Linked DNA regions of Homo sapiens: all the other regions are linked to region 1. The links are chromatin loops, found by intact Hi-C in ENCODE. Cell type or tissue: dorsolateral prefrontal cortex. All regions are shown on one strand. Links, peaks and the distances in the headings refer to the core of each region. The heading gives the core; the rest is flanking DNA.

Evidence for each region. Hi-C counts contacts between places; a loop is a spot of excess contacts. Peaks named below come from ENCODE experiments on the same cell type or tissue, not always from the same donor. Only the 100,000 strongest peaks of a DNase experiment are listed, where the experiment ranks them.
Region 2: a loop joins it to region 1, with 5 times the contacts of the local background. A loop is called at or near these places in 45 of 110 quality-filtered maps.
Region 3: it touches region 1 in a loop (2.7-fold over the local background); 3 of 110 quality-filtered maps call a loop at or near these places.

Annotation. Positions count from the first base shown.
Region 1 is chr19:38,225,749-38,236,128 of GRCh38, forward strand. It overlaps a transcript of DPF1 not described here. Among named protein-coding and RNA genes, the nearest start is that of DPF1, 6.7 kb to the left of the region's middle. RefSeq lists enhancers at 1,731-2,501, 8,469-8,518 and a silencer at 3,852-4,231. In dorsolateral prefrontal cortex, for the core only: CTCF peaks have their summits at 4,097, 8,221 (motif pointing right) and 8,228 (motif pointing right); DNase peaks (open chromatin) are centred at 2,893, 4,093 and 8,253; H3K4me3 peaks cover 2,807 bases; H3K27ac peaks cover 3,017 bases.
Region 2 is chr19:38,136,377-38,146,756 of GRCh38, forward strand. SIPA1L3 (signal induced proliferation associated 1 like 3) reads left to right here. Exons shown (of 22, transcript NM_015073.3): 11 at 4,808-5,059; 12 at 6,197-6,334. Among named protein-coding and RNA genes, the nearest start is that of SNORD152, 22 kb to the right of the region's middle. RefSeq lists an enhancer at 7,155-8,004. In dorsolateral prefrontal cortex, for the core only: a CTCF peak has its summit at 6,230 (motif pointing right); a DNase peak (open chromatin) is centred at 6,245; H3K27ac peaks cover 5,215 bases.
Region 3 is chr19:38,168,337-38,178,716 of GRCh38, forward strand. All of the region lies in intron 15 of SIPA1L3 (signal induced proliferation associated 1 like 3), which reads left to right. Among named protein-coding and RNA genes, the nearest start is that of SNORD152, 10 kb to the left of the region's middle. RefSeq lists enhancers at 2,104-2,665, 7,155-7,655. In dorsolateral prefrontal cortex, for the core only: no CTCF peak of the experiment used is centred there; DNase peaks (open chromatin) are centred at 3,845 and 5,085; H3K27ac peaks cover 3,144 bases.

The DNA.
Region 1 (10,380 bases), core at 691-8,690:
CATGGTGGCACATGCCTATGGTCCCAGCTACTCAGGAGGCTGAGTCAGGAGGATTGGTTGAACCCAGGAGATCGAAGCTGCAGTGAGCTATGATCACACCACTACACTCCAGCCTGGACAACTGAGCAAGACCCTGTCTCCAAAAAAAAAAAAAAAAATAGATGCTCAGTAGATATTTGTTGAATGAGTAAATGCACCCATCATGTGCTGGGCACAGTTCACCCCGGGATGCTTTTATTATCTGCATTTTCCAGGTGAGGAATCTGAGGCACAGGAAGGTAACCTCACATGCCCGCATGCCCTGGCGGCTCTTTGAAGGTAAGACTGAAGGAAGGAGGCAGGCACCCCTGACGGCCCTCCCCAAGTAGTCCTGACCTCCTTCTCTCTCCCACTGTCACCCACACTGACTCCACCCGAAGAGATCCCCAGGGAGTGAGCAGACCCACTGAGTCACAAACTGACCCAGTCTCTCTGCAACACCACCACCCCGTCCCCCCTCCCGTCTCACCCCTCCTCCCCCTTTCCCCTTCCCACCCCTTCTCCCCCTTTCCCCTTCCCCTCTTCCACCCGGACCCCTGTAGAGCCAGCATTCAAATTTGGGCGGCTGCTGTAATTAACACGCCCACAAACGCCCTCATCCACCAGGGGGCGCCCCAGCCGACAGAAGTGGCCCGCTAGCCTTCACCATTTTTGTCACTTGAAATCCCCCCAAGAGAGAGATCCAGTCAAGGCCTCCTACACTCACGGTCACTTCTACACACACACACACACACACACACACACACACACACTCCTCTAGTCTTAGACCCTTTCCACAAACTCGCCCATCTAAGCCAGGTAAGGTCTTGGCCGGCCCCTCTCCTGGAACAGGAGGTAGGTCTCTGATTCACATATGGCCTGGAGTGGTGACAAGGGGATTAAGTGAGGGGCACTGACACCCCTACGATCACTCTGGCCTCCAGGGCCCTATAGTGGCCACCTCACACCTTACCCACGGTGAGCTGTGACCCCACCTTCCTCTCTCACCTCCCATTAGCTCACAGGTCCCGTAACACACCCTCTTACACTTGATTCCCACACCGCTAGCCTCAGACACGCAGACTCACTCCTGCCCCACCCCAAACTCTCATGTCGATTTGATTAAGAGAAGCCCGAGTGTAGACACTGAGTGCAGACCTTCCTAACAGTCCTCCTCTACCAGCAGAATTTCTATTTTTCTTTCTTTTCTTTTCTTCTTTTATTTCTCTTCCTTCCTTCCTTCCTTCCTTCCTTCCTTCCTTCCTTCCTTTCTTTCTTTCTTTCTTTTCTTCTCTTTCTTTCCTCTTTCTCTTTTTCTCTTTTTTTTTTTTGGACAGCGTCTCACTCGATGGCCCAGGCTGGAGTGCCATGGCATGAACACAGCTCGCTGCAGCCTCCACCTCCCAGGCTCAAGCGATCCTCCCACCTCAAACCCCCAAGTAGCTGGGACTACAGGCCTGTGCCACCGCACCCGGCTAATTTTTGTATTTTTGTAAAAACAGGGTGTCCCTGTGTTGGCCAGGCTAGTCTCAAACTCCTAAGCTCAAGTGATCTGCCCACCCTGCCCTCCCAAAGTGCTGAGATTACAGGCATAAGCCACCATGCCCGGCCCACCAGCAGGATATCTACCCACAGACGCAGGCTGACACTTGCAGCGGGCTCTCCTTTCTTTCCTTCTGCCCTAACCACCTGCACACACCACTCCCACATACTCTCCTACACACTTGAACTCCCAGTCCTCTCCCTGGCCCAAACAATCCTCCTGCCCCATCCCCCAATGCCCTGTGTGGGAGCTGGCCCACAGTAGAAATCAATTTCATAAATCAATATTGATACTACTAATAATAATCACTACATTTGGTCAGTGTCAGTCTCTGTGCTAACTGCTTTACAAAGATGGCCTTAGCCCCACGACAGTCCCATCGGGTGGTAAGGGCTGTTAGAAGCCCCCATACACAGATGGCAAAACTGAGGCTCACGGCAGGGAACATTCGTGGCTCAAGCTGGTTTTGGAACTCAGGCAGTCGGAACTTCCGAGGGCGGCACCCTGCAGCTCCTTCTCCCCAGGGGATTTGACTCACATTCTTTCAGGAGCCAGGGAGTCCCCACCTTCACCCCCACAGAGACCTTTTGGAAGGGAAGGGCACAGAGGGGTAGGGCCCTCCCAGTCCAGGCTTACTGTAGCTGGGCCCCTGCTCACGGCTGTAGCACACCTCCTCCCAGGGGTCTGGGCCAGGGTCAGGGTGAGGGGCCCCATCGCCTGTAGATCCACCAACCTGCACAAGAGCCCCGTTCCCAGCCATTTTGCGGATGTCCCCTCACAGGAGAGACAGCTGTCTGTGTGTGCCACTTAGGGTGAGAGGGCAGCAGAGGGGTGTCACCATCATACACCACCTCACACGGACCCGAGCCCCACACACCCGCTCCCGGCACCCTGCTCACGGCGAAGCCACACGTGTAGGCGCTTGCCTCTAAGTCCCTGCCCCCCTTCCTCTCCCAACTCCCACCCTCCACCTCCCACCCCCATTCCCGCCAGAAACCAGAAGCAACTGGCGGCCTCTGGTCCAGCCAGCAGGCGCATCCCTTCTCGTGGGTGGGGTAGGGGGGCGCTCCCTCTCTCCCTCTCTCCCCCCACCCCCCACCCCCGCCCCCAGCCCTCGATGTTCAAGGTCAAGGCAGCCAGCGCACGGGGTTGGGGGAAGGGTGGGGGAGGTCGCCCCGGCCCCTTTGTGCGACGCCGCGGGCGCTCGCCCTCCGCCTCCTCCACCAGGCCCGGGAGGAGGGGGAGGGGAGCGCCTCGCTCGCCTGCGGGGAGGGAGGGCGGGAGCGGCCGAGTGCCTGTCACTTGGAGCCCGCTGTCACCGCCTGGGAACGGGGGGTGGGGAGCGCTGGGACGTGGAGTCCGGGATCCCGAAGAGGAAGCAAGAGCGAGATGGAGAGGGGGAAGGGGAGGTGTGGAGAGCGCGAGGGATGGCAAGGAGAGGAGAGGGTCAGGAGGGGCCAGGCTCGGACCCAGGCTTCCGGATTCCCAGCCACCGGGCCCGGGAAGAGGCGAACGCTCGGAGGACCGCGGCCAGGGAGAAAGGGAGGGAATCCCCGGAGACCGAGGGCGCTCCCGGCACCCCCTCCTGGGCAGCCGGTCCCCAAAGGGATCAGAGATGCTCCCGTTTGATGTGTATGCGCGGGGAGAGGGAGGGATGCCGCGGTCCAGACTGACGGCGGGTTCGGGGCTTCCAGTTCCCGGGATCCCGGGAGGAAAAAGGGGAGGCAGCGGGGATGGAACTGGGGACCCCCGACGTCTCAGCTCCCACCCTGCGGCCGCGAGGGCCGGGGTCCTCAGAGAAAGAAGGGGAAAGAGAGAAAGGCGCTTTGATGAGCGGAGAGCGGGTGATGGAAACCCTGGAGACCGAGGTCCGGACTTAGGTGTTCGAGCTTTCAGCCCCGGCCGGGGCAGGCCCGGCACCTCCGGAGACCCTGAGGGAGAGATGGAGGAGAGGGAAACCCCTACCCCCACTCTGGGTGGGGAAACGGCCTCCGCCACCCCCAGCCCGCGCCGCATTCCTTCACTGACAGCGACAAAGAAGAGGCGCCCCCGCGACCCTGGAGGGGCTCCCGCCCCCAACCCCAGGGGGCGACAGGGGGTGGGGACCCCCGGGGCAAGGGTTCGCGCTGGGGGCCCCCATTCAACTACGGTCCGCGCGCTGCGTCCCCCTCCTCAGCCCCAGGGCGGGCGGGGGAAGGGCTCCTGGTGGGGGGGTCTGGACAGGGGGCGGGGACGGCAGGGACACTCACGACTTGAGCGGGTTCTGAATGGCGGTGGCCATGGCCCGCTCGGCTGGGCCGCCTCCGGCCCGGGGCGCCGCTGCCGCCGCGCGCGGGCCCAGCCCGGCCTGCGCCGCCCGCTCTGCCGCCCAGCGCGCTACGATTTCATTCATTCTTGGGGCTGCGGCGCGAGCGGAGCGGGGCGGGCCGGGGGCGGGGCTCAGCCAATCCCCGCGCCTCCCAGCGCACGACGGGACGTGGAGTCTAGGGGCGCGCGGCGGCGCCCGAGGGCGCCCCTGCCCGGACTACACGTCCCAGGGGGCGTCAGGAGGACCGCGCTCCCATTGGCTGCTGGGGATACAGGGAGGGGCGGGGCTCCCCCCAGAGCATCTTTCCTCCCTCCCTGGGAGTGCTCGGTCTCCAACTCGGGATCTCCACCCTCCAGGCACCGCGGGCGCGGAAGCAGGTGGTCCCTAGCTTCTAGATGTCCCCAGGGTATGTGGATGACCCTAGGGTCTGTCGTGTATTCTTGTCTAGGCCTATTTGGGTGTCTCTTCTATGTCGGACAGCCTGTGAACAAGCACAGGGGTTAATCAGTGCCTTTGTTCATTTACTGAGTGCCTGCTGTGTTCCAGGAACTCTTCTAGGCACTGGGGATACAGCAATGACCAAAACAAAGTTGCCGCTCTCAAGGAGCTGACATTCTAGTGGAGAAAGACAGATAATAAGAAAATAAATAGATAAAATCATTTCAGACAGTGAAAGGTGCTATAAAGAAAAGAAAATGGGGCCAGTCGTGGTTGCTCATCACTTTGGGAGGCCTGTAATCCCATCACTTTGGGAGGCCAAGGCAGGTGGATCATCTGAGCTTAGGAGTTCAAGACCAATATGGGCAACATGGCGAAACCCCGTCTCTACCCAAAATACAAAAAATTAGCTGGGTGTGGTGGTGCATGCCTGTAGTCCCAGCTACTCAGGAAGCTGAGGTGGGAGGATCACTTGAGCCTGGGAGGCAGAGATTGCAGTGAGCCGAGATTGTACCACTGCATTCCAGCCTGGGTGACAGAGCGAGACCCTGTCTCAAAAAAAAAAAAAAAAAAAAGAGAGAGAGAGAGAGAGAAAGAAAGAAAAAGAAAAAGAGAAGAGTCCAGGCACACACCTATAATCCCAGCACTTTGGGAGCCTGAGGCAGGAGGATTGCTTGAGCCCCATAGCACAAGACCAGCCTGGGCAACATAGTGAGATCCCATCTCTGCAAAAAGTTTAAAAATTATCTGGGTGTGGTGATGCATGTCTGGAGTCTCAGCTACTCAGGAGGCTGAGGCAAGAAGATCACTTGAGCCTGAAAGTTGGAGGCAGTAGTGAGCTCCAGCCTGGACAACAGAGAGAGTCTCCGTCAAAAGCAAGAAAGCAAGCAAGCAAGCAAGAGAAAGAAAGAAAAAGAAAGAAAAGAAGAAAATAAAATAGATTCAGCAGAACACAGATTCCAGAAAGAAAAAAGAAGCAAATAAAAGATAATTTTAAAAAAAGAAAACAGATTGATTTGAAGGAGTGAAGAAGTGGCTTCTCTGAAGAGATGACATTTGAGCTAAGGTCTAGAAGTTGCCAGCATGCACTAAGAAGCATGTCTAGGCACAGGATCACCAAGTGCAAATGCCCTGGGCTGGGAACAAGTGTGGCATGTTCAAAGATCAGGAAGCAATTGAGTGTGACTGGAGCAGAGTGAGCAGGGGGAGACAGCCTGGGGAGAGAGCAAGGACCCGGCTCATGTAGTACCTTGTAGGTCATTATAAAGAAAATGGATTTTGTTCTAAGTGCAATCAATCATCCTGAACTCTCCTTCTCCTCTTCTTTTTCGCACACACACTCCAAGCCCATCGGCAAATTCTGTTGTCTCTACATTCAAAACATATCCAGATTCCACCCACTCTCTGCACTTCATGGCCTGCACCCCAGTCCTGTCCATCATTGTCTGCTGCCTGGACTATGGTAGCAGCTTCATCACTGGGCTCCTGCCCCTCAAGTCTGCTCTCCCCACACAGCCAGAGCAGGCTATCTGAAGCATATCTCTGTGCTGAGCACAGTGGCTCATGCCTGTAATCCCAACACTTTGGGAGGCCAAGGTGGGTGGATCACTTGAGGTCAGGAGTTTGAGACCAGCCTGGCCAACATGGTGAAACCCCATCTCTACTAAAAATACAAAAATTAGCCAGCTGTGGTGGTGCATGCCTGTAATCCCAGCTACTCGGAAGGCTGAGGCAGGAGAATCGCTTGAACCTGAGAGACAGAGGTTGCAGCGAGCCAAGATCGCACTGCTGCACTCCAGCCTGGGCAAAAGAGAGATTCCATCTCAACTAATAATAATAATGATTAATTAATTAAGCATATATCTGCATCCAACCACTCTCTGGCTCAAACCTCCAGCGGCTTCTTTCATAATTTGAATAAAATGCAAAGCCCTCGCTACGCCCTCCTCCATCCCTCCTCAACCCTCATCACATTTCTGGCCTCTTTCACCTCCTTCCTTCCCTTGGCTAACTTCACTCCAGCCCCACTAGCTTCCTCCCTATTTCTGGAACATTCCAATCCCACTCCAGCCACAGGACCTTTGCACCTCTGCCTAGAGTGCTCCTCCCACAGACACCTGCCTCACTCCATCCCGCACTTCATTCAGGTCTCCGGTTAAATGCCACCTCCTCAGACACAACCCTAGCTAAAATTGCAGCCCCTAGCCTCCTGCCTCAGCCTCCCAAAGTGCTGGGGTTACAGGCGCGAGCCACAACACCCAGCCAAAATTATGAATAAATAAATGTATTGGCCAGGTGCAGTTTGCTCATGTTTGTAATCCTAGCACTTTGGGAGCCCGAGGCGGGTGGATCACCTGAAGTTAAGAGTTAGGGACCAACTGGCCAACACAGTGAAACCCCAGCTCTACTAAAAATACAAAAATAAGCCAGGTGTGGTGGCACGTGCCTGTAATCCCAGCCACTCAAGAGGCTGAGGCAAGAGAATCACTTGAACCCAGGGGGCGGAGGTTGCAGTGAGTCGAGATTGTGCCACTTCACTCCAGCCTGGGCAAAAGAGCAAAAAACTCCATCTCAAAATAAAATAATAAAATAAAATAAATGTATCAATTAGTCATGCTCCATGCCTCTCCCCAGTGTCCAAAAGCATGCACCCAGCATGAAGAGAATCAGGTGGGATCCAGGCTCTGCCCTACCCCATATGGACACTTGGACAACCTGAAGTGAGGGGCAAATTTGGGGCCTTTTTTAAGGAAAAGTGCCCAGCACAGCATCTGGACCTAAGGCTTCAAGGCAGAGAGAAGGGATACATTAAAAGGCACACTTGGCCGGGCGCGGTGCCTCATGCCTATAATCCCAACACTTTGGGAGGCCGAGGAGGGTGGATCACCTGAGGTCAGGAGTTTGAGACCAGCCTGGCCAACATGGTGTAACCCTGTCTCTACTAAAAATACAAAAATTAGCCGGGCGTGGTGGCGGGCGCCTGTAGTCCCAGCTATTAGGGAGGCTGAGGCAGGAGAATCACTTGAACTCAGGAAGTGGAGGCTGCAGTGAGCTGAGATGGCACCACTGCACTCTAGTCTGAGCAACAGAGTGAGACTCCATCCCAAAATAAATAAATAAATAAATGTCACATCCACTCATTTCTAGAGAACGATGATGGTCTCCATCCCTCTGTGGATGTGCTGGGGACACAGCAGCAAATAAGATGGCCCCAGACTTTGCCTTAAGCTTGGAGTCCAGAAGAGTAACAGACTCATCACCAGACAGTGATGTCCAGAGGGGTCCAGGTGGGGTTAGGGGACACAGGCAGAGGGGTCGGGGCTGGGACAAGGGGGACACAGGCAGAGGGGTCTGGGCCAGGATTGGGGAGCACAGGCAGAGGGGTTGGGTTTGGGACAAGGGGGACTCAGGCAGAGGGGCCCAGGTGGGATGGGGAGCACAGACAGAGGGGTCCAGGTGGGATGGGGAGCACAGGCGGAGGGGTCGGAGCTGGGACAAGGGGGACACAGGCAGAGGGGTCCGGGCCGGGATTGGGGGGCACAGGCAGAGGGGTCGGGGCTGGGACAAGGAGGACACAGGCAGAGGGGTCCGGGCAGGGATTGGGGGGCACAGGCAGAGGGGTCGGGGCTGGAGCGGGGGAGACACAGGGCACTGTGGGAGCCCAGAGGCGGCTGTCTCCTGGCCTAGCCTGACAGTCAGGGATGCCTTCCTGGAGGAGAGGACACCCGGCCTGCATGTGAATCCTTTTGAGTCCTGACCCCCTGATCTACCCAGACACAGGGCAAGGTTCCTGCTCTGACCTCTTGGGGCCTTAATGCCTGATCTTCTTAATGCCCATCACTCAAGCTTTGAGGAACAAACCCTAAAAGTCTCAACCTGTGGTCACTTCTCCTAACCCTGGAACCCAAGGGTTTGCCCACCAGAGGGCGCTGTGGCCCCAGTCTTTGTCCAGCAGAGGCTGCTTCGGAAGCCTCAGATCCGGGAGACATCCTGCAGGCCATGGGGCTGCCCGCAGAGACACTGGGCCCCCAACCCTGAGCCTCAGACCCTGCCCAGGACCTGGTCACCAGGGTATCTCCCTCTCCTTCTCTCTCTCACACACACACGCCTCTAATCCAAGGTTCCGGTGGACCTGGAATCACAGAAAACTCTGCCCCATACCCACTGGGTCCAGCTTTGGCCTCTGAAGGAAATGCAACTGCTAACAGCCACTTCTCCCCTCTCCTGCCCGCTACAATTCAGAGGAAGCCTTCCCTAAGTGGCCCTTGGGATGTTCAGATGTACCTTTCAGAAGTTTCCTGCCCAGGCCCAGTGCGGTGGCTCACGCCTGTAACCCCAGCACTTTGGGAGGCGGAGGCAGGCGGATCACCTGAGGTCAGGAGTTCAAGACCAGCCTGGCCAACATGGTGAAACCCTGTCTCTACTAAAAGTACAAAAAATAACTGGCTGAGCATGGTGGCAGGTGCCTGTAATCCCAGCTACTCAGGAGGTTGAGGTAGGATAATAGCTTGAACCCAGGAGGCAGACACTGCAGTGGGCTGAGATCATGCCACCTGCACTCCAGCCTGGGCAACAAGAGTGAGACCCTGTATCAAAAAAAAAAAAAAAAAAAAAGTTTCCTGCCCAGATGGGGATGCTGAGGCGCAGAAGAGGTGGGGCTGGGGGGCCATGCAGTATCAGGGCAGCAACAGTAATAATCGTAACAGCAAATAAAGACTCATTGGTTCAGCTCCTCCTGAGTCAGGACCTGTACTGAGCTTTAACAAGCTACACACATCACTGAATCATACAGACCACACTTGGGAAGCAGGCACCCAAATGTCAGCAATGAGCTGAGACGGGAAGCCCTCAACCTTCATGGCAGGGAGAAGTAGGATTCGAACCCAGATCTGGTTGGGTGTGGTGGCTCAAGCCTGTAATCCCAGCATCCCAGCACTTTGGGAGGCCAAGGTGGGAGGATTTTTTTTTTTTTTTTTTTTTTTTTTTTTTGCTTGATTTTGAAACAGAGTCTCACTCCGTCGCCCAGGCTGGAGTTCAGGGGCGCCATCTCAGCTCACTTCAACCTCCTCCTCCTTGGTTCAAGTGATTCTCCTGCCTCAGCCTCCCAAGTAGCTGGGACTACAGGCATGCGTCACCACATCTGACTAATTTTTGTATTTTTAGTAGAGATGGGGTCTCACCATGTTGGGCAAGCTGATCTCGAACTCCTGACCTCAAATGATCCACCCACCTCGGCCTGCCAAAGGGCTGGGATTACAGGCATGAGCCACCGTGCCTGGCCAGGAGGATTGTTTGAGCCCAGGAGTTTGAGACCAGACAAGGCAACATAGTGAGACCCCATCTCTACAAAAGATTAAAAATAAATTAGCCAAGTGTGGTGAGGGGCACTTATACTCCCAGCTATTCAGGAGGCTGAGGCAGGAGGATCACTGGAGCCCAGCCTGGGCTTCTGAAGGAGACATGACTGCTAAGGTCGAGGCAGTAGTGAGCTATGATTGTGCCACTGCACTCCAGCCTGGGGTGCTGAGGGAGACTTGACACAGACAGGAGAGTGAGACTCTGGCTCAAAAAAAAAATAAGAAAGAAAGATATATCAGGCTGGGAGCGGTGGCTCAGGCTGGGCACAGTGGCTCAAGCCTGAAATCCCAGCACTTTGGGAGGCCGAGGCAGGCGGACCACAAGGTCAAAAGATTGAGACCATCCTGGCCAACATGGTGAAACCCCGTGTCTACTAAAAATACAAAAATTAGCTGGGCGTGGTGGCACGCACCTATAGTCCCAGCTACTCGGGAGGCTGAGGCAGGAGAATCGCTTGAACCCAGGAGGCAGAGGTTGCAGTGAGCCGACATTGCGCCAAGGCACTCCAGCCTGGCGACAAAGCGAGACTCCGTCTCAAAAAAAAAAAAAAAAAAAAAGGGAAGGGAAGGGGAGGGGAGGGAAGGGAAGGGAAGGGAAGGGAAGGTCTCTCTGATTATTGGTGGGGATGCAGACTGTGGAGGCAAAGGGGAGAGCAGAGACCAGGGAAGTGGTGCCAAGATGGGTCAGAGGGGAGGGGGAGCAACAGTGTGGGTAT
Region 2 (10,380 bases), core at 1,378-9,377, 89 kb before region 1:
GCGGATCACCTGAGATCAGGAGTTCAAGACCAGCCTAGACAACATGGTGAAACCCGGTGTCTACTAAAAATACAAAATGTAGCCGGGCATGGTGGCAGGCGCCTGTAATCCCAGCTACTCAAGAGGCTGAGGCAGGAGAATCACTTGAACCCGGGAGGTGGAGATTGCAGTGAGCCAAGACTGCGTCACTACACACCAACAAGGGTGACACAGCAAGACTCCGTCTCAAAAAAAAATTTTTTTAATCAATAAATGAAGCAGGCCTTCTCAAATGTTATTGTGTATCAGCATCATCACAGGCAGCTCAGTCAAATGCAGATCCTTGGGCCCTGCCTCAGGGGATTCTGATGCGTGTAATCTGGGATGGGGCCCAGGAATCTTCATTATTTGCTGAGCTCCTGATAATTTCGATGATGATCATTTTCAGATCACTGGGGAAGGCGAGAGCCGGGAGGAGCTGGGGCAGAATCTTTTCCAGAGCCCCAAGGTGGTTTGGTTGGATTTCAGAAAGTGGAAGTGAGGCTTTTGCTTCTGTTTGTGGGAAAAGCAGGTAAACTGTCCTTAGAATCAGCTGGAGGAGGCAACTGCATCAGCTCTGATTTGTTAAGCAGTTGTCATGTGCAGACTCTGCTAACGCTCAGAGAATGCTCACAGCCAGCCCCATATTACAGATTAGGAAACTGAGGCTCTGAGAAGAGAATTCCTCACCCACACCCATGTAGGTGATAACGGGGCTAGAATCTGGATCAGCCATCTGGCCCCGCAGCCCTGGTCTGTACCTCTCCATGCTGCATGCTGCCTTCATTTTTGTTGTTGTTGTTGTTGTTTTTGAGATGGAGTCTCACTCTGTTGCCCAGGCTGGAGTGCAGTGGCATGATCTCAGCTCACTGCAACCTCCGCTTCCCAGGTTCAAGCGATCCTCCTGCCTCAACCCCCCTAGTAGCTGAGATTATAGGCACGTGCCACCATGCCTGGCTAATTTTTGTATTTTTAGTAGAGATGGGGTTTCACCATGTTGGCCAAGCTGGTCTTTAACTCCTGACCTCAGGTGATCCACCCGCCTCGGCCTCCCAAAGTGCTGGGATTACAGATGTGAGCCACTGCACCTGGCCCATATTTTTTTTTTTTTAGGAGATGGGGTCTAGAACTCCTGGGTTCAAGTGATCCTCTCGTCTGTTCCTCCCAAATGCTGGGATTATAGGTGTGAGCCACTGCACCCAGCCCATGCTGCCTTCAAAGTGATTGATTAATATTTTCCTCTTTATATTTTAATTATTATTTAGTTATTATTTTTTTGGACACAGGATCTTGCTGTGTTGCCCAGGCTGGCCTTGAACTCCTGGGATCAAGTGATCCTCCCAACTCAGACTGAGTTGTGTGAGTAGCTGGGACTGCCCAGCTATGTTTTTCTCTTTGAGGTCGTACCCAGGGACTCTTAGCCCAAGATGAAGCCATCAGTACCTAAGGGAAAAGGCCAGGCATGGTGGCTCATGTCTGTAATCCCAACACTTTGGGAGGCCGAGGTGGATGCATCACTTGAGGTCAGGAGTTTGAGACCAGCCTGGCCAACATGGTGAAACCCCATCTCTACTAAAAACACAAAAATTAGCCAGGCATGGTGGCAGGCACCTGTAGTCCCAGCTACTCAGGAGGCTGAGGCATGAGAATTGCTTGAACCCAATAGGCGAAGGTTGCAGTGAGCCAGGATCACGCCACTGCACTCTAGCCTGGGCAACAGAGCCAGACTCTGTCTCAAATAAAAAAAAAAAATAATAAAGTAACTAAAGGAAAAGTCAAGGACATAAGAAATCTACCCACTGGCTCCCAAACCACTCTACGGTGGGGCCATTGTCCATGGTGGTTAAAGTTGTGGGCTTTGGAGTCAACGTGCTAAATATTTAAATCCAACTTCTACTTCTTACTGGCTGTTTCACCTTGGATGGGTTATTTAACTTCTCTGTGCCTCGGTTTACTTGTCTTTAAAAGGTGATGTACTGATCAGGACTCTGCGTACCAGCAACAGAACAGACTGAAACATGGCGCCGCAAAAGAGAGTCTTCACTGGCTCACGTAGCCGACAAGACTAGGAGATGGGACAGCATTTAGGCATAGCCATATCCAGGGACTCAGACACCCTCACCAGGAGTCTCTGTCCCTTGTTTACCTTTCCATGTTTGCTGTCATTCTCAGTCAGTCTCTTGCCTCCCCCTCCCACAGGGGGTTTTCGAAACAGTTCCAGAATAGGACGTGGTGCCTCATGCCTGTAATCCTAGCACTTTGGGAGGCCAAGGTGGGCGGATCACCTGAGGTCAGGAGTTCGAGACCAGCCTGGCCAACATGATGAAACCCCATCTCTACTAAAAATACAAAAGTTAGCCAGGCATGGTGGCACATGCCTGTAATCCCAGCTACTCGGGAGGCTGAGGCAGGAGAATCGCTTGAACCTGGGAGGCAGAGGTTGCAGTGAGCCGAGATCGCACCACTGCACTCCAGCCTGGGTGACAGAACGAGACTCTATCTCAAAAAAAAAAAAAAAAAACTGAGTGTGGTGGCTCACGCCTGTAATCCCAACACTTTGGGAGGCCGAGGAGGACAGATTACTTGAGGTCAGGCATTCAAGACCAGCCTGGGCAACATGGTGAAATGCCATCTCTACTAAAAATACAAAAATTAGCTAGGTGTGGTGGCACACACCTGTAGTCCTAGCTACTCAGGAGGCTAAGGCGCGAGAATCGCTGAAACCTGGGAGGTGGAGGTTGCAGTGAGCCGAGATCTCACCATTGCACTCCAGCCTGGGTGACAGAGCAAGACTCCATCTCAAAAAAAACAAACAACTGATGCTCGTTATCTCTCGTTGGCCCTGCTTAGAGCACATGACAATTCTGTGCTAGTCATCGTGTCAGGGTGGGTGCTTGGAGAAAGCTTCTAATTGGTCAGGCCTGGGTCACATGCTAATACCTGGAGCCAGGAAGTGGGGTCAGCCCCACCCAGAGCCCATATTAACAAAGACCTGTTATCAGGAGAGGGGGTGTGGGGAGAGACACCAGGCAGGCAGGAATGGCAGGTGTGCACTGCCTGGAGACAGTGATAGTACCTTTCCCCACCTCTGCCCGGGCCTGGCATGTCTACAGGCTCTGATAGACGTTCATATTGTTATTGTTCCTCACCTGGTGCCTGGTGAGACATTGGCAGCTGCCAGTCCAAAGGGACAGCCAGAAGACACTGCCAAGTGTCAGTTCCAGCCATGGCGCTACCGAGGGGTGCGGTGTGTCGGGCCCTGGGTGCCAGAGCGCATCCACCTCTGTCTTAGTCTGTTTTGTGCTGCTATGACAGAATATATGAGATCGGATAATGGATAAAGAACAGACATACATTTCTCACAGTTGTGGGGGCTGCAGGTTCAAGATCCAGGCACTGGCAGGATAGGGCCTGGTCTTTCTACTTCCATGATGGGGCCTTGAATGCTGTGACCTCTGGAGGACAGGAACGCCACGTCCAAATACAGCAGAAGAGAAGAAGAGAGAGAGTCCACTCCCGCAAGCCCTTTCTATAGTGGCATTCATCCATTCATGAGGGCTCTGCCCTAAGCTCCTCCCACTAGTCCCCACCTCCCAACAGTGGCATTGGGGGTTAAGTTTCCAACACGTGACTTTTGGGGGAACACACATCCAGACCATAGCAGCCTCTGAACCACCATATCCACCAGATCTTTTGCTGGGTGGCCATGAACGGGGTGGCTCCAGGGAATTCAGGAGACACTCAGAGGATCAGCTCGATGGGGGTATGGGCACTTCCAGGCTGAAGGCTCCTCTGAGCTCAGCTCTCAGCTGCCAGGAGGTGGATTTCATGAGCATGGCTCGGGGACCCCTCCCATGCAGGGCTGCAGTGGCAGTGGAGAATGCCAGCCCAGCCGGCGGATCTCCCCGCCTCAAGCCAGGAGCACCATGGTGCATGTGCCAGCCTGGTCTAGGGGGAGTCACAGGTCTCTCTGCATCTATTTCAAGGTTGTAGATTTCATGGCTTTTTTTTTTTTTTTTAACCACCCCACAAAGTAGGTCACCTGCTCCTCTTCCAGCTGCCTTTAAGATTCTTTGGAACAAGGCAGTTACTGTCCTTTGATTCTGAGGACATCCGCCTTTCTGGCCCTGAGTACCGCTAAGGGGGGCCAGGCAGGTCTGTCGAGGACACTGGCGGCCTGGCAGCCGTGTGGCCTGGGTCAGGTAGAAGCGAGGGGCGGGAACAGAGAATTCGAGTGGGAGGAGGGAAGAGGAGATGAGGTGGAAAGGGCCAGGCAGTCGGAGTCCCTGTGTTGGGTCCCGTCCTGGTTGAAGACTCTGAGCTGGTAAGTTTCAGACCATTTTAAGGAGTATTCACTCGACTTTTAAAATAGGCCATCCCCAGCCGGGCGCGGTGGCTCACTCCTATAATCCCAGCATTTTGGGAGGCTGAGGCGGGTGGATAACCTGAGGTCAGGAGTTCGAGACCAGCCTGGCCAACATGGTGAAACTCTTTCTCTACTAAAAATACAAAACTTAGCCGGGCGTAGTGGCGCTTGCCTGTAGTCCCAGCTACTCAGGAGGCTGAGGCACGAGAATCGCTTGAACCCAGGAGGCAGAGGTTGCAGTGAGCCAACATCATGCCGCTGTACTCCAGCCTGGGCGACAAAGCAAGACTCTGTCTCAAAAAAAAAAAAAAAAAAAAAAAAAGCCATCCCGGTTTATATTGGGCCAGGAAAACCCAGCCTAGACAGCAGGCCCACGTGTTGGTGGGCTGGGGCCTTTCTGAGTAATGCAGTTTTTCTCCCCAGGGGTTGGCCGGAGACCTACGACATGAATACCTCGGAGCCCAAGACGGAGCAGGAAAGCATCACTCCTGGGGGCCGGCCCCCCTACCGCAGCAATGCTCCCTGGCAGTGGAGCGGGCCCGCATCCCATAACTCTCTACCAGCCTCCAAGTGGGCCACTCCAACCACTCCCGGCCATGCCCAGTCCCTGAGCCGGCCCCTGAAGCAGACCCCCATAGTCCCCTTCCGGGAGTCCCAGCCACTGCACAGCAAGAGGTAAGCACCTGCTGGGGGGACCAATACTTCCCAACCCCCACCAGCCCACACCCATCCTCCGCCCCTCCCTCTCCTCACTATTTCCTCCATCCTCTTCCTCGCCTCAAGCTTTCGACCTTCCTTCTTATCCTTATGTCTCCCTTGTTCCTCCCTCCCTCCTTCGTTTCAGCTTTCACCGTTGGCCTCTTGTCTGGGGACCCAGTGCTGGGGAGCTCTGGGTTAGAAATCCATTATACTAAGTAGACGACTGAAGCTCTGCTTTTTAGGCTGGGCACGGTGGCTCACGCCTGTAATCCCAACATTTTGGGAGGTCAAGGCAGGAGCATTGCTTGAGGCCAGGAGTTAGAGAGCTTGGGCAACATAGCAGAACCCTGGCTCTATAAAAAACATTTATTAAAAATTAGCCAGGTGTGATGCACACCTGTGGTCCCAGCTGCCCAAGAGGCTGAGGTGGGAGGATGGCTTGAGCCCAGAAGTTGGAGGCTGCAGTGAGCTGTGATTGCACCACTGCACTCCAGACTGAGCAATACCTTATCTCTGAAAAATAAAATAAAATAAAACTGTTATTTTTAAGGTGAAGGGACTGATAAGCACAAAATTTAGGACAGTGACTTCTTCCTGGAGGAGGCAGGGAAATGGGAAGTGGGGAAGCCCACAGGTAGATGTTAGCACCACCGTTCTAGTCCTGGGGTTGGCTGGTAGCTTCAGGGAGTTTGTTTTATGATGATGACAAATATAACTTAACAGATACTCTTTTGAAGATATTATATATTAAAAGATAAAAAGAAAATTTTCCAAAAAATGAAGGAATCCAACTTGCAGAGGGACATCTTGTCCCCAGGGGGCAGAGGCGAGAATGGTCTTGAGCAGCCTGCAGAAGCTGTGAGTTGCGGGCAGCCGCAGTGGATCCGGGAAGAGGGGGCCCAGGAGCATCCCAGCTTCTCTCGCCCTGTGCTCAGCATCCTCCCCTTCATCCTGAGCAGTGAATAGCAGAAGGGATGTGGCTGGGCGGGGGAAAGTTCGGTTGGTCTGTCTGTCTGTCCGTCTGTCCATCCATCTGTCTGTCCGTCCATCCTCCCAGGGCAGGGGTACCCTCCTACTCACCCTCTGCCTCCTTCCTCCCCTGTCTCCTTCTAGGCCTGTCAGCTTCCCAGAAACCCCTTACACAGTATCACCAGCAGGGGCCGACAGAGTCCCTCCCTACCGACAGCCTTCTGGGAGCTTCTCCACCCCCGGTTCGGCCACCTACGTGAGATACAAGCCATCCCCAGAAAGGTCAGCCTCCCTCAATTCTTTTCATGTTAAGGGATCTGATGAAAGCTGTGCCTCCTTCTTCCCCAGCAAATGCACACCCCCACAATTCTAGTTGCCATTTTATGGTGTTTCTGGACCCCTGAAGGTCCTCAGAGGAGCCCCATGGGGTGGTTATGTCTCAAGTTTTGGAGCAAAACTGGGCCGGGCTGGGCAGGACCCATCGTTGGCTTTCCTTGCAGCAGAATTTTGATTGCTGTTCTCTTGACACCTGTCAAGCAAGAGCATCCACTATCCAGCACGGCCATGCATCTAACTCTCTCCAGCCCTAAGCCCCTAGGACCAGGCTGCCAGCATTACCCAGTTTTCGAGATCTTTCAGGATTCAGTTCTGCCCACTTGCGTCCATCTGCAACCTGGCAGCCTGAGAGATCTCCCCAAACCCTCCATGGCTCCCCACCAGCCTGAGAGATCTCCCCAAACCCTCCATGGCTCCCCAGTGCCCTCAGGATAAACTTGGCATTCAAGGCCCTTCAGGCTCTGGCTCCGGCTGAGCTTATTCCCCAGCTGCCTTCAGCCCTCGTGCCCTCTGTTCTTCCTCTGCCCCCAGGTCCCTGTCTCAGGGGCAGCCACATCAATCCTAGTCCTTGGGCCTGAGCTGTGGCCCTCATCCTGTGAATGTCCCCTTCCTCCTCCTCCTTGCAGTGGTCCTCCTCCTGAGCATCTCTGTCACCCACCCTCTCCTCCTTTCCCTGTTCTCTTGCCCAGGCCACCACAGTGGGCTTCCAGCCTTCATCTCACCTCCCCTGGTCTACCCTCCACTCAACACTCAACAGCCAGAGGGATCTTTCTGTGTCTTTTTTTTTTTTTTTTTTTTTTGAGACCACTCTGTCGCCAGACTGGAGTGCAGTGGCGCAATCTCAGCTCACTGCAACCTCCACCTCCCGGGTTCAAGTGATTCTCCTGCCTCAGCCTCCCAAGTAGCTGGGACTACAGGCTCTCGCCACCACGCCCAGCTAATTTTTGTATTTTTAGTAGAGACGGATTTTCACCATGCTGGCCAGACTGGTCTCAAACTCCTGGCCTCAAGCGATCCGCCTGCCTCAGCTTCCCAAAGTGCTGGGATTACAAGTGTGAGCCCGTGCACCTGGCCAGATCTTTCTATACCTGAACATGCCTGTCCCCTGCTCCAAACCCTCCCACCACTCCCAGAGCCCTCAGGACACAGCTTTGGCCCCTCCCTGTGGCCACCAGGGCCCCTGCGAGTCTCGTGCAGTGCCACACTTTAGCCACACTGGCCACTCCCAGCTTCCTAGGGGGACTGTCTGTATTTCAGAGCCTTGATGGTGTTCCTTCCTTGGCCTGAATATGCTTCACACTCCTCGCCCACACTCCCCCCATCCTACCAACTCAAGCTTCTGTGCCCCTCTCCAGAACCCTTCTCTGGAGCTCCCTCTTGAGGCAAGGCACTGCCCCCCAATTCCTGTGTATTTCCTGACTGTGGCCTTGAGCACTCTTCATCCTTATTAGCCAGCTAAGAGTGTGTGTGCTTGCGCACGTGCATGTATGTGCACCTGTAAGAGAGCGAGAGAGAGACAGAGAGGGTAAGCGTGCTCTTCAAGACCTCCCATCACATAGTACACAGTCCGACACATGGCTGATCTTTGGTATATATTGGATGAAAGGATGGAGTGAGTGGGTTTGTTAAAATGAAACCACCTGCCTTAAGACCAGGGATCAGGCCACCAAACCAGTGGTTCTCAATCTTTAGCAGGCATTGGAATCACCCAGAGGAGGACTTGTTAAAATACAGATTATTGGGCCTGAGCCCCAAATTTCTGACCTGGTAGGTTCGGGGTGCTGCACCAGGGACCATTCTCTGAGAGTCACCACAGTCATCCATTGTTAGATTCTAAGCCTCTTGTTCAATTGGAGAAACACGCCCACTGTTTCTTCTTCTAGTAGCCACCATTCAGCTTTCATTCAGCAAAGGGTCTCAAGAGCTTTCTGGCGTGCCAGGAGGAGTATTTGAGATACTCAATTACGAGGGGGTTCTGTAGTCAGCCCTTGCTGACTGTGATGGAGAGGATCGTAAAAACCATGTGCACTCTGATGAGCACTCTAATAGAGGAAGAGGGAACACAGCCCAGCACTGGAGGTCTAGACTGGCTGCCTGGAGGAGGTGACATCTGAACAGAAGTTTGAGGGACTAATAGGAGTCTGCGACAGAGAGGAGAGAAAAAGTCATTCCAAACAGAGTAAAGGCCACAGATATGAACAAGCAGGATGCTGTGAAACACAGGAGAATCAGAGAGGAATCGGGTGTGTGCGGGACATGGGGTGTGGGGGCACCCAGGTGACAGCAGGGGCTGAGGTTGGAAATGGCAGTCAGAGTGACTCACCAGTAACAAAGGTGGTGGCAGTGGTGTTACCGAAAGCTCTTGGGAACTGTTGTTGTTGTTGTTGTTTTCTCCTAAAGTCTTGGTATCTGCCTTTATTATTTTAACTTTTTATTTTGTAATAATTACTGAGTCACAGGAAGTTGCCAAAAAAAACATACAGGTGGCCGGGCACAGTGGTTCACGCCTGTAATCCCTGCACTTTGGGAGGCCGAGATCGGTGGATCATCTGAGGTCAGGAGTTCGAGACCAGCCTGGCCAACATGATGAAACCCCGTCTCTACTGAAAATACAAAAAATTAGCTGGGTGTGGTGGCACGCGCCTGTAATCCCAGCTACTCAGGAGGCTGAAGCGAGAGAATCGTTTGAACCTGGTAGGTGCAGGTTGCAGTGAGCCAAGACTGTGGCACTGCACTCCAGCCTGGGCAACAGGAGCAAAAACTCCGTCTCAAAAAAAAAAAAAAAAAAAAGAATACAGGGAGGTCTTGTGAACCTGAACCCTTCACGCAGCCTCCCCTATTGTTAACATCTTGTATGGTTATAACGCAATATCAAAGCAAGAGGTTGACATGGGTACAGGCCTACAGCTTATTCAAAATTCACCAGTTATACATGCACTCATTTGTGTGTGTGTGTCTGTAGCTCTGTGCAATTTTATCACATGTGAAGTGTTGTGTAACCATCACGAGGTGCCTCATGCTACCCTTTTATAGCCACACCCATCTCTTCCCCCTGTGCCTAACCCCTGGCAACCATTCACCATTCATCTGTTCTGAGGCTCTTTTTTTTTTTTGGAGACAAAGTCTCACTCTGTCAGCCAGGCTGGAGTGCAATGGCACGATCATATAGCTCACTGAAGCCTCACTCTTCTGGGCCCAAGCAGTCCTCCCATCTCAGCTTTGCAATTAGCTAGGACTGCAGGCATGCACCGCCACACCCAGCCAATTTTTCTTTTCTTTCATAGAGACAAGGTCTCGCTGTGTTGCTGAGACTGATCTTGAAGCCCTTGCCTCAAGCCATCCTCCCACCTGGACATCCCAAAGTGCTAGGATTACAGGCGTGAGCCACCACACCCAACCTGTCTTTTAATTATTGTTATTTCATGATGAATGTTAGATAAAAAGAATCAGATGTACGTATGCTTCAGAGGTTGTCTTTTTCACTCAGCAGAATGTCCTTAAGGTTCATCCACGTTGTCGCGAGTCTCTAGTTCACTCATTATGCTGTTTATTCCGTGGTCTAGATATACCACAGTTTAACCACTCACCCATCAAAAGACATTTGGGGGAGTGCATATTCAGGGCACTTTGAATCTATGCTGCTGGGTTGAAATAAAGTTTTTTAAAATATTAAAAATATATTTTAAAAAGATTTAAAAAGACATTTGGGTAGTTTCCGAGTTTTGGCTATTATAAATATTCATGCGGTGAACATGTACATTCAGGCATACAGGTTTCTGCATGAAAATAAGTTTTCATTTCTCTGGGATAAATGCCCAGGAGTACAATTGCTTACCGTATGGTAAGTCCATTTTTAGTTTGAAAAGGAACTGCCAAACTGTTTTCCAGAGTGTCTGTATCATTTTACATTCCCACCAGCAGAGCGTGAGTGATCCGGGTCTCCACATCCTCACCATTTGGCGTTGTCACTGTTTTTCATTTTAGCTACTTTT
Region 3 (10,380 bases), core at 1,317-9,316, 57 kb before region 1:
AGACTGCACCACTACACTCCAGCCTGGGGAATAGAATGAGACTCCATCTTAAAAAACAAAAACAAAAACAAAACAAAACAAAAATACATTGCACTCCAGCCTGGGTGACGGAGTGAAACTCTGTCTCAAAAAAATAAAAAATAAAAATAAAACACTGTGGAAAAAAAAACAAAAACCTGTGCCACGAAGAGGGACATGAAGCCAAGAGAGTCTATACCAGGGGCCTCAGGTCTCGATTGCAGTAGCCCCCATTCCAGGCATGGGACCACCACCTTAGCGAACCCGAACAACTGGGAGGATTTGAAATCCGAGACATAAAGACAGCCAGGCCTGGAGTAGACTGTGGCTGAGATGGGAGGGTGGGTATGAAATAACCCTGTGTCTAAGGAAAGGATCTGCTGAACCCAGAAATGAAGGCAATGAAATGGGAGAGGAGCCCGCTGCAGAAGAGGGCCCTGCGGTTGGGAGCTTTAATTTGCATACAGACAATTGATGCTAATTGCAAATCATTCTTATCTGCTCATTAAAGCTGCTTCCTGAAGTTTTCTCCTAGGCAACCAGGCTTGAGTGTGGCACAGCATTTCCCAAAATGGGGTGCTTGAGGTGATTTGGGTGGTGCGGGGAGGAAAATGTTTTATTTTAAATGGATATATGCTTGCTTTCATGAGTATTAGGAAAAAGAGTTTGCAACTCACCCCCTGATTTTACAGATACCACCTTGGACAAGTTAAGGAGAAAATAAAATGAGTTGATTTAAAAAAACATATCCAGGCCCGGCGCAGTGGCTCACGCCTGTAATCCCAACACTCTGGGAGGCCAAGGCAGGTGGATCACTTGAGGCCAGGAGTTCGAGACCAGCCTGACCAACACGGTGAAACCCCATCTCTACTGAAAATACAAAAATTAGCCAGGCGTGGTGGTGCACGCCTGTGGTCCCAGCTATTCTGGAGGCTGAGGCGGGAGAATCGCTTGAGTCTGGGAGGCAGAGGTTGCAGTGAGCCGAGATCACGCCATTGCACTTCAGCCTTGGCAACAGAGTGAGACTCAGTCTCAAAAAAAAAAAAATCCATGTGGATAAGAGTGTGGCCTTTAGTGTCAGCCCACCTGCATTCAATCCCTCCCTCAGCGACTTCTTGGCTGTGTACCCCCAGGCAAGTAACTGAACCTCTCTGGGCCTCAGTTTCCTCATCTGTGAAACTAGGGATAAACCACATACCTACATCATAGGGATGTGGTAAAGATTGAATGTACCCTTAGAACAGTGCTTTGACTTGAAGACTGCCTGTCAGAATCATGGGGTATGAGGGTGTATTTGAAAAACACACAGAAATGAGGCCTTGCCTCAAATTCACGAAATCAGAATATCCCCCCTGGTCCAAGACCTGTTACAGGCAGTGCTGGGGACACAGCGGTGACTGGGGGAGCCCCAGTCCTGCCTGACTGACGCATTCCCAGACAGAGACAGCCCAGAGGGGTCAGGTCAAGATGGGCGAGGCCCAGGCAGAGGGGTCAGGGTCAGGGTGGGGGGCCCAGGCTAAGGGGTCAGGGCTGGGATACAAGGCAGCTGCGAAGAGGGGTCAGGGTAAGATGAGGGGCCCAGGTAGAGGGGCCAGGGTGAGATGAGGGGCCCAGGTAGAGGGGCCAGGGTAAGATGAGGGGCCCAGGTAGAGGGGCCAGGGTGGGCTGGAGGGGGGCCAGGCAGAGGGGTTGGGGCCATGATGGAGGGGTACAGGGATGTGAGAGCCCAAAGGGGGCCCCCCTAACCCAGTTGTGAGAGGGGCCAGCCCAGTTGTGGGAGGGGCTTTCCTGGAGAAAGAGTCTGAGCTAGCCAGGGAAGTCAGGAGGGAAAAGCAGTCCAGACAGAGAATGAGACGGACTCCCACTGTCCATCTCACCCCACCTCACTCCATTGGCCTCCCACAGTCTTCCCATTTCAGTAGGCACAAGTTCCCTGGATGGTCACAGAGCCACCTGCTTGGGGCCAGACCTTGGTTCAAGTGGCCACACGTGCCTCTGCCTCCCATGGCGGCCACACTGCACTGTGCACCGGGCAGCCCAGCAGCCCCCCTCATGTGCTGTCGTCAGAACGTGCCCCTGGGCTGGAGTGACAGCCTGCTCCCCAGCCTCTGCTCCTGGAAGGCAGGCACCTTTGAACAGGCCCAGCATGAGCACTCATTGACTGCCCTATGTCTACCTCCACAGCACTCTGTGGCATAGAACTTGGTATTTATTCACACAGCGAGCGCCTGCTGTGCACCGGGGCCTCTGCAGGGAGCTGGAACAGGCAGACCAGATCCCCACCGTCCTGGTACGGACGGAGGCCCATGGGAAACAGCTAGTGAATAATGCCAAAAGTCATGAATGAATTGTGCCAGGGGACAGCCTGCAGAGACGGGTGGGGTCTGAGGGTGGATGGGATGCAGAGCTGGAGGAGGTGTCTAATCTAGCCTAGGGCCAGCGATAATGTTCCTGAACGAGGGTCACATCTGCCAAGGATGAGGGGGACAGGGAGGAGGGAGCGGGTGAAGGAGGAGAGGGGTTCAGTGGGGCTGGAGAGACATTCATCTGGGATGCAGTTATACAGGTATTTGCTCTGTTTTTGAAATTGTGTGTATATATGCAACATATATATAGACACACACACTTTCTGGGCCTCAATATATGTTGTGAACCTCAGTATGTATATATACAACTATGTATATATACACACATATGTTTTTTTTTAAGTCTGTTGAATTTCTCATTCAGAAGAATGTATATATGACTATTTACCATTAACAAAAAAACAGAAGGGAAAGATGAGGCGTGGAGAAAGTATGTCTATGAATTAGAGTTGCGTGTGCAAAGTCCCTGTGGTAGGGAGGAGGGTGGTATCGTCAGGCCACTGAACACAGGCCCTTGGGCTCAAGTATAGAAATTGTGGCTGGGCACAGTGGCTCATGCCTGTAATCCCAGCACTTTGGGAGGCCAAGGCAGGAGCATCACTTGAGGCCAGGAGTTTGAGACCAGCCTGGGCAACATAGACCCATCTCTATCCCCCTACCAAAACTTTTTTTTTTTTTTTTTTTTTTTTGAGATGGAGTTTCGCTCTTGTTGCCCAGGCTGCAGTGCAATGGCACAGTCTCAGCTCACTGCAACCTCTGCCTCCCAGGTTCAAGCGATTCTCCTGCCTCAGCCTCCCGAGTAGCTGGGATTACAGGCACCTGCCACCACGCCCGGCTAATTTTTGTATTTATAGTAGAGACAGGGTTTCACCATGTTGGCCAGGCTGGTCTCGAACTCCTGACCTCGGGTGACCCACCCACCTTGGCCTCCCAAAGTGCTGAGATTACAGGCATGAGCCACCATGCCTGGCCAAAAATTTTTTTAAATTAGCTGGGTATGGCAGTAGGCTCCTGCAGTCCCAGCTACTCAAGAGGCTGAGGTGAGAGGATCACTTGAGCCTGGAAGTTCGAGACAGCAGTGTGCTGTGATTGCACCACTGCACTCCATCCTGGGTAACTGATTGACACCCTGTTGATCAATCAATCACTCCATCCTGGGTGACAGAGCAAGGCCCTGGAGGTAGGTAGGTAGGTAGGCAGGTAGGGCAGCCAATGGGAGGTTGGGGAAATCAGCAGTGGCCAGAACATTCAGGGCCCTACCAGCTCCATTATGGAGTTTGGATCTCATCTTAAGAGCAGCCAGGGTAATGCGGGTGGATTTGTGTTCCAAAATATGGTGCTGGCAGCGAGACAGGAGGCAAAGTCTCTGAGGGGGCTGAGGCTTGGATCTGCATGGGAGGACGTGGGCCTGAGCTGGAGGACAAAGCAACTGTGGATGTGGCAGCAGGCGGCATTGCCAGGAAGTAAGCTGGGAGGGAGATGCAGGCCCAGGGCAGAGCCAGCAAGCCATGTGAGAGTCCAGGGTGGCTGCCACGTGTCTGGAGGCTGCCGTGGCCTGGGAGCACCTGAGGTGCTTGTGAGAAGAGGAGGCAGAGTGGGGCAGCCAGCGGGGACTGATTCTTCCAGTCACTGACCTTTGCAGCCCCTACTCTGTGCCAGGTGTCGCAGCATCCTTCCCTTATGGAGCTGTCATTCTCCTGGAGACAGGACAAGACAGACAGACAGCCGAACCACCGTGGAGTGTGCCAGGAGGTGATAAGTGCTGGGGAGGAAAGGCAAAAACAGCGGGTCTCTGGGAAGGCTTCTCAGGAGGTGATGCGTTGTAGGAAGCCAGGGTGAGATCCAGGCAGTGGAAACAGTAGATGACTAGACCCTGAGGGTGAACTTACTCTCAATGCTCCAGAAATGGTCAGGTGGCCAGAGGGGCTGAAGCAGGTGGGATGGGGGGAGAGTGGCAGGAGGTCAGCATAGTGAGGTGGCAGGAGCCTGGTTCTAGCGGGCATATTGACCAAAGTCAGATGCTGGGATTTGGTTCCAAGGGACATGGGAGCCATGGGAGGCATTTGAGCACATCATCTGACTTAATGTTTTTAAAAAGATTACTGTGGGCTGGACGTAGTGGCTCACACCTGTAATCCCAGCACTTTGGGAGGCTAAGGCAGGTGGATCACTTGAGCCCAGGAGTTCAAGACCAGCCTGAGCAACATGGCAAAACCCCATGTCTACAAAAAATTAGCTGGGTGTGGTGGCACACGCATGTTGTCCCAGCTACTTGGGAGGCTGAGGTTGGAGGATTGCTTGACCCCGGGAAGTGGAGGCTGCAGTGAGCCGAGATCACATCACTGCACTCAGCCTGGGTGACAAAGTAAGACCTTATCTCAAAAAATGATAATAATAAAATGTAAAAATGAAAAAATAGAAAAGATCACTGTGGGCTACTCTGGAGAGGACGGACTATCTTGGGCAGGGGGAGGATGGTGGTCAGCATTCAAAGGCTGCCAGGAGAGGGATGGGTCCTGACACGCCCAAGCGGGGAGCCCCCTACCCTCCCTTCCCCGGGCTGCGGCCCTTGCCGTGGAAGCAGGTGCAGCCTGTAGCAGCTTGTGCCCATCGATGACCTCACAGATGCTCCCTCCAGACATTCGTCATGGGAGCCCAGCTGCCAGGCATGCTGCCAGGCGCCAGTGCCTGCCATGGGCACCGCAGTGGGCTGAGTGATCCTGGGCGGGCAGCCACCTGGCCCTCGCCCTCTCCTGAGGCAGCACGCACTCCAGAGCTTTCTGGGCTTCCAGAGCAATTTGTCAGAGCTGTTAGGAGCAGTCATAGGCTCTCGGCTCCACATGGAGCTGACGCAGCCGGGCGTTCCCAGGCAGGCAGGAAGCACGTGGCCTTGCTTCCCCAGGCTGCGCCAGGAGTCCCTGGGATGCCCTTCTGGGGACACAGCCCTGAAAGGTAATCTGAGGGCCTGAAGATCCACCGGGGCCCACCCTGCCTGTGAGTGTTGGGAGGCTGGGGTCACCTGAGACAGAGACCTCCTCGGAGAGTCACAGCTTGGGAAGAGGAAGCGAGGCCGTCTCCTGGAACTCAAGGGAGTGCGGAAGCCAGGCAGAGATCTGCAGGGCGGGGAGCAGTGCAAAGGTCCCAAGGTAGCAGTGTTTCTGATGTGTTTGAGGAACAGCTTCCGCATGGCTGGAGCAGAGTGAAGGAGAGGGAGTGTGGAGGAGCTGGGGGCAGAGAAGAGAGGGGGGCAGATGGGGGGCCCTGTCGGGAGGGCTCTGGGTCTTACCCAGAGTGAGGTGGAACCCTGAGAGAGTCCTGATCTGATTCACATGTTCCCAGGATCTCTCTGGCTGTGTGCTGAGGCTGGGGAAGGATGCAGGAGGAAGAGGGAGCCAGGAGGAGGCCGCTCTGACAATACAGGTGGCAGTGGTTGGTGGAGGTAGCGAGCAGTGGCTTGATTGGTATCTCTGTTGAATCTCTTGCCTAGACCCTCTCTGTGTCTGCTTCCTGAAGACCCGTCGCTTCTGCCCCACAGGCCACAGGGGCAATGTGGCTGCTTACGGCTCCTACACTGGAGCACAATTCCAGCCGCATGCAGGGATGAATTGGTTCTCCAGCCCATGACACACGTCAGGGAGAGAAAGCAAGATTGGTCCAGGGTGAAGGCCAAGTGGCTGGGGGCCCTCGGGGTATGTGGGTGAGCAGTGTGACTTCAGGGCTCTTCCTCTGACTGCCTATGTCTACATCACAGCTCCACCTCTTACCCCAACTGCGTGATCTCTCTCAGGCCCCTTAGGTGCTCTGAGGCTCAATGTCCTCATCTGTAAAATGGGGGTAATAGGATCTGTCAACCAGACACGGTGGCTCGCCTCTCATCCCAGCACTTTGGGAGGCCGAGGCGGGCGGATCACCTGAGGTCAGGAGTTTGAGACCAGCCTGGCCAACATGATGAAACCCCGCCTCTACTAAAAATACAAAAATTAGCCAGGTGTGGTGGCGGGTGCCAGTAGTCCCAGAGACTCGAGAGGCTGAGGCGAGAGAATCACTTGATTGCAGTGAGCTGAGATGGCACCACTGGACTCCAGCCTGGGTGACAGAACTAGACTCTTTCTCAAAAAAAAAAAAAAGGATCCTCCATCTAAAGTTGTGAGGGCGAACTGAGACCATGAGTTTAAAGCACTTATCACAGGACTGGAGACATAGCTGGGCTCAAGTGTATCAGCTGCTGCTGTGTTTTATTCTCATGTATTATGTATTGATATTTATCGTTAACAGTTGTTGTCACTGGGAGTACAGAATGGTGGTTAAAATATCGTCTCTCAAACCAGACTACCTATGTCTACATCCTGGCTCTTATCCCCCACTAGCTACATCATTTCGGGCAAGTTATTTCATCTCCCTGGGCCTCAGTTTCCCCCACCTGGAACATGGAGGTGGTGGTAGTTCCTGTCTCGGGGTTGCTACGGCGGCTAAGTGAGGTGACGCCTATAAGATGCTTAGAACAAGGCCAGGCAGCTTCCACAGGCTCAGAGTGGTCAGCACTGTCACTGCCACCTACTGTGCCACTGCTCCTCCTGGAGGCAGGGACCACAGCTCGCTCCCTGAGAGCCTGTCACCCACCCAGGACCACCCATTGGTCCCCTTCAGAGTCCCCAGGCTGAACAGACCAAAAGCATTGCACACACTTATGCAGCTGGTATGATTTCTCTACCCAGCCTCTGGTTTTTCAGCTTTTTTTGGAAGCATAAATCCTTTGACTCCAACAAAATGTTAAATGCTCCCCTAAGATGTCAAGCAGGTTAATGCATAGCTCTCTGGTTGAAGGTGAGGATGGAAGCACAGAGCACGTTGCCTGCCCCTCCCCCGCTACCACCAGTGCTGTCTGAGCCCAGAGCCCAGGGACCCACCACCTCCCTGGCACCTGCAGCTCCGCGGTTCCTCCTCAGGACTCAGTGCTGAGCACTTAGCACATAGGATCTCGTGAGGCAGGTGCTGTCATTGCCTCATTTCTCAGAGGAGGAAACTGAGGCTCACTGAGGGGAATAGACCCCACGCAAGTTGGCCACTGTGTTGATGGGAGCCAGGATTGGAACTGGGTCAGGTGGACAGCAAAGCCCACACTATGCTGCCCCAGTTTTCAAGTTGATATTGAGACTTCAGGAGGACGCATGGGCACACTGGCGCTCCAGAAAGAAAGAACGTTCAGGCTGGGCGCTGTGGCTCACGCCTGTAATCCCAGCACTTTGGGAGGCCGAGGCGGGCGGATCATGAGGTCAGAAGTTCAAGACCAGCCTGACCAACATGATGAAACCCCGTCTCTACTAAAAAATACAAAAATTAGCCAGGCATAATGGTGGGTACCTGTAATCCCATCTACTTAGGAGGTTGAGGCAGGAGAATCACTTGAGCCTCCTGAGTAGCTGGGATTACAGGTGCACACCGTCACACTTGGCTAATTTTTTTTTTTTTTCAAGTACAGATGGGGTTTCGCCATGTTGGCCAGGCTGGTCTCAAACTCCTGACCTCGGGTGATCCATTCGCCTCAGCCTCCCAAAGTATTGGGATTACAGGCGTAAGCCACTGCACCCGGCTGGCCACTTACTTTTTACCCTGTGCCATTTATGTAGTTTAATTAGACTTTTTTTAGGGTTGGTTTTTTTTTTGTTTTTTTTATTTGCTTGTTTTTTGTTTTTTTTGAGTGATGGGGACTCTGTCACCCAAGCTGGAATCCAATGGTGCAGTCATGCCTCACTGCAGCCTCAAACTCCTGGGTTCAAGCGATTCTCCCACCTCAGCGTCCCAAGTAGCTGGGACTACAGGCATATGCCACTATGCCCAGCTTAATTTGACTTTTATTCCGTACATGTTCCCCATCATTACTACTTTCAGAGAGAATCCATTAGTGTACACTCCTCCAGAGATTTTTCTCTAAACCTTTACCAACCCAGTTCTTTCAAACATACCACTTAGGCCAGGCATGGAGGCTTACACCTGTAATCCCAGCACTTTGGGAGGTCAAGGCAGGTGGATCACCTGAGGTCAGCAGTTCAAGACCAGCCTGACCAATATGGAGAAACCCCATCTCTACTAAAAATACAAAATTAGCTGGGTGTGGTGGCACATGCCTGTAATCCCAGCTACTCGAGAGGCTGAGGCAGGAGAATCGCTTGAACCTGGGAGGCGGAGGTTGCAGTGAGCCAAGATCATGCCATTGCACTCCAGCCTGGGCGACAAGAGTGAAACTCCGTCTCAAAAAAACAAACAAACAACAAAAAAACAAACAAACAAACAAAAAACATGCCACTTAACCCTTACCTTGCAAGAAATACAGTGACTTTTTAAAAATTCTAGTTTAGCTGGGCCGGGCGCGGTGGCTCACTCCTGTAATCCTAGCACTTTGGGAGGCCAAGGTGGGCAGATCATGAGGTCAGGAGATCGAGACCACCCTGGCTAACACGGTGAAACCCCATCTCTACCAAAAATAGAAAAAACTAGCCAGGTGTGGTGGTGGGCGCCTGTAGTCCCAGCTACTCAGGAGGCTGAGGCAGGAGAATGACGTGAACCTGGGAAGCGGAGGTTGCAGTGAGCTGAGACTGCGCCACTGCACTCCAGCCTGGGTGACAGAGCAAGACTCCATCTCAAAAAAAAAAAAAAAAATTCTAGTTTATTTTGCCAGGCGCAGTGACTCATGCCTGTAATCCCAGCTCTCAGAGAGGCAGAGGCAGGAGGATAGCTTGAGCACAGGAGTTCGAGACCTGCCTGGGCAATTTAGTGAGACCCCATTCCCCACAAAAAGGGGGAAAAAAGGACAAAAAAAAGTATAAAATTCTACTTTATTTCTTTTTTTCTCTATACATATGTGTGTATATCTATCTATATATTTTTTCCCTTAAATACACAGAATCATGTTTTATACCATGCATCGTTTCCATTTACTATAGTTCAGACCATCTGTCCTCATACATAAACAGAGATTGACCTTTGCACTGGCTGCATAGTTTTTGATCATAAGGATATGCTTGCGGCAGGGCGCAGTGGCTCATGCCTGTGATCCCAGCACCTTGGGAGGTCGAGGCAGGTGGATCACTTGAGGCCAGAAGTTCAAGACCAGCCTAGCCAACATGGTGAAACCCCGTCTCTACTAAAAATACAAAAATTATCCAGGCATGGTGGTGAATGCCTATAATCCCAGCTACTCAGGAGGCTGAGGCACAAGAATCGCTTGAACCCCGGAGGCGCAGAGGTTGCAGCGAGCCGAGATCACACCACTGCACTCCAGCCTGGCCATTTCCAACTTTTCCTGATTATAAACAGTACTACAGAGACCGTCCTCATACCTGCCTGTGTGTGCTTGTGCAGGCTTTTGGTGTGTGTGTGTGTGTGTGTGTGTGTGTGTGTGTGTGTGTGTGTGTGTGTGTTTTGTAGCTAAGACTATGGGACTATGGGCATGTGCTATTATTCCTGGCTATTTTTATTTTTTTGTGGAGGCAGGGTCTCTAGGGCTGGGCATGGTGCCTCACAACTGTAATCCTAGCACTTTGGGAGGCTGGGGTGGGAGGATCATTTGAGCCCCGGAGTTCAAGACCAGCCTGGGCAACATAGCAAGACCCCGTCCCTAGATAGAGTCTCTACAGCAACTCCTGGGCTCCAGCAGTTCTCCCACCTAAGCCTCCCAGAGTGCTGGGATTACAGCATGAGCCACCATGCCCGGCCTTGTGCAGGCTTTTCTATTGCATGGATTTCTGGGAGGCCAAATGTCTTGTTTTTGTTTTTGAGATGGAGTCTCACTCTGTCGCCCAGGCTGGAGTGCAATGGTGCGATCTCGGCTCACTGCAACCTCCGCCTCCCAGATTCATGCCATTCTCCTGCTTCAGCCTCCCGAGTAGCTGGGACTACAGGCGCCCACCACCATGCCCAGCTAATTTTTTTGTATTTTTAGTAGAGACAGGGTTTCACTGTGTTAGCCAGGATGGTCTCGATCTCCTGACCTCATGAT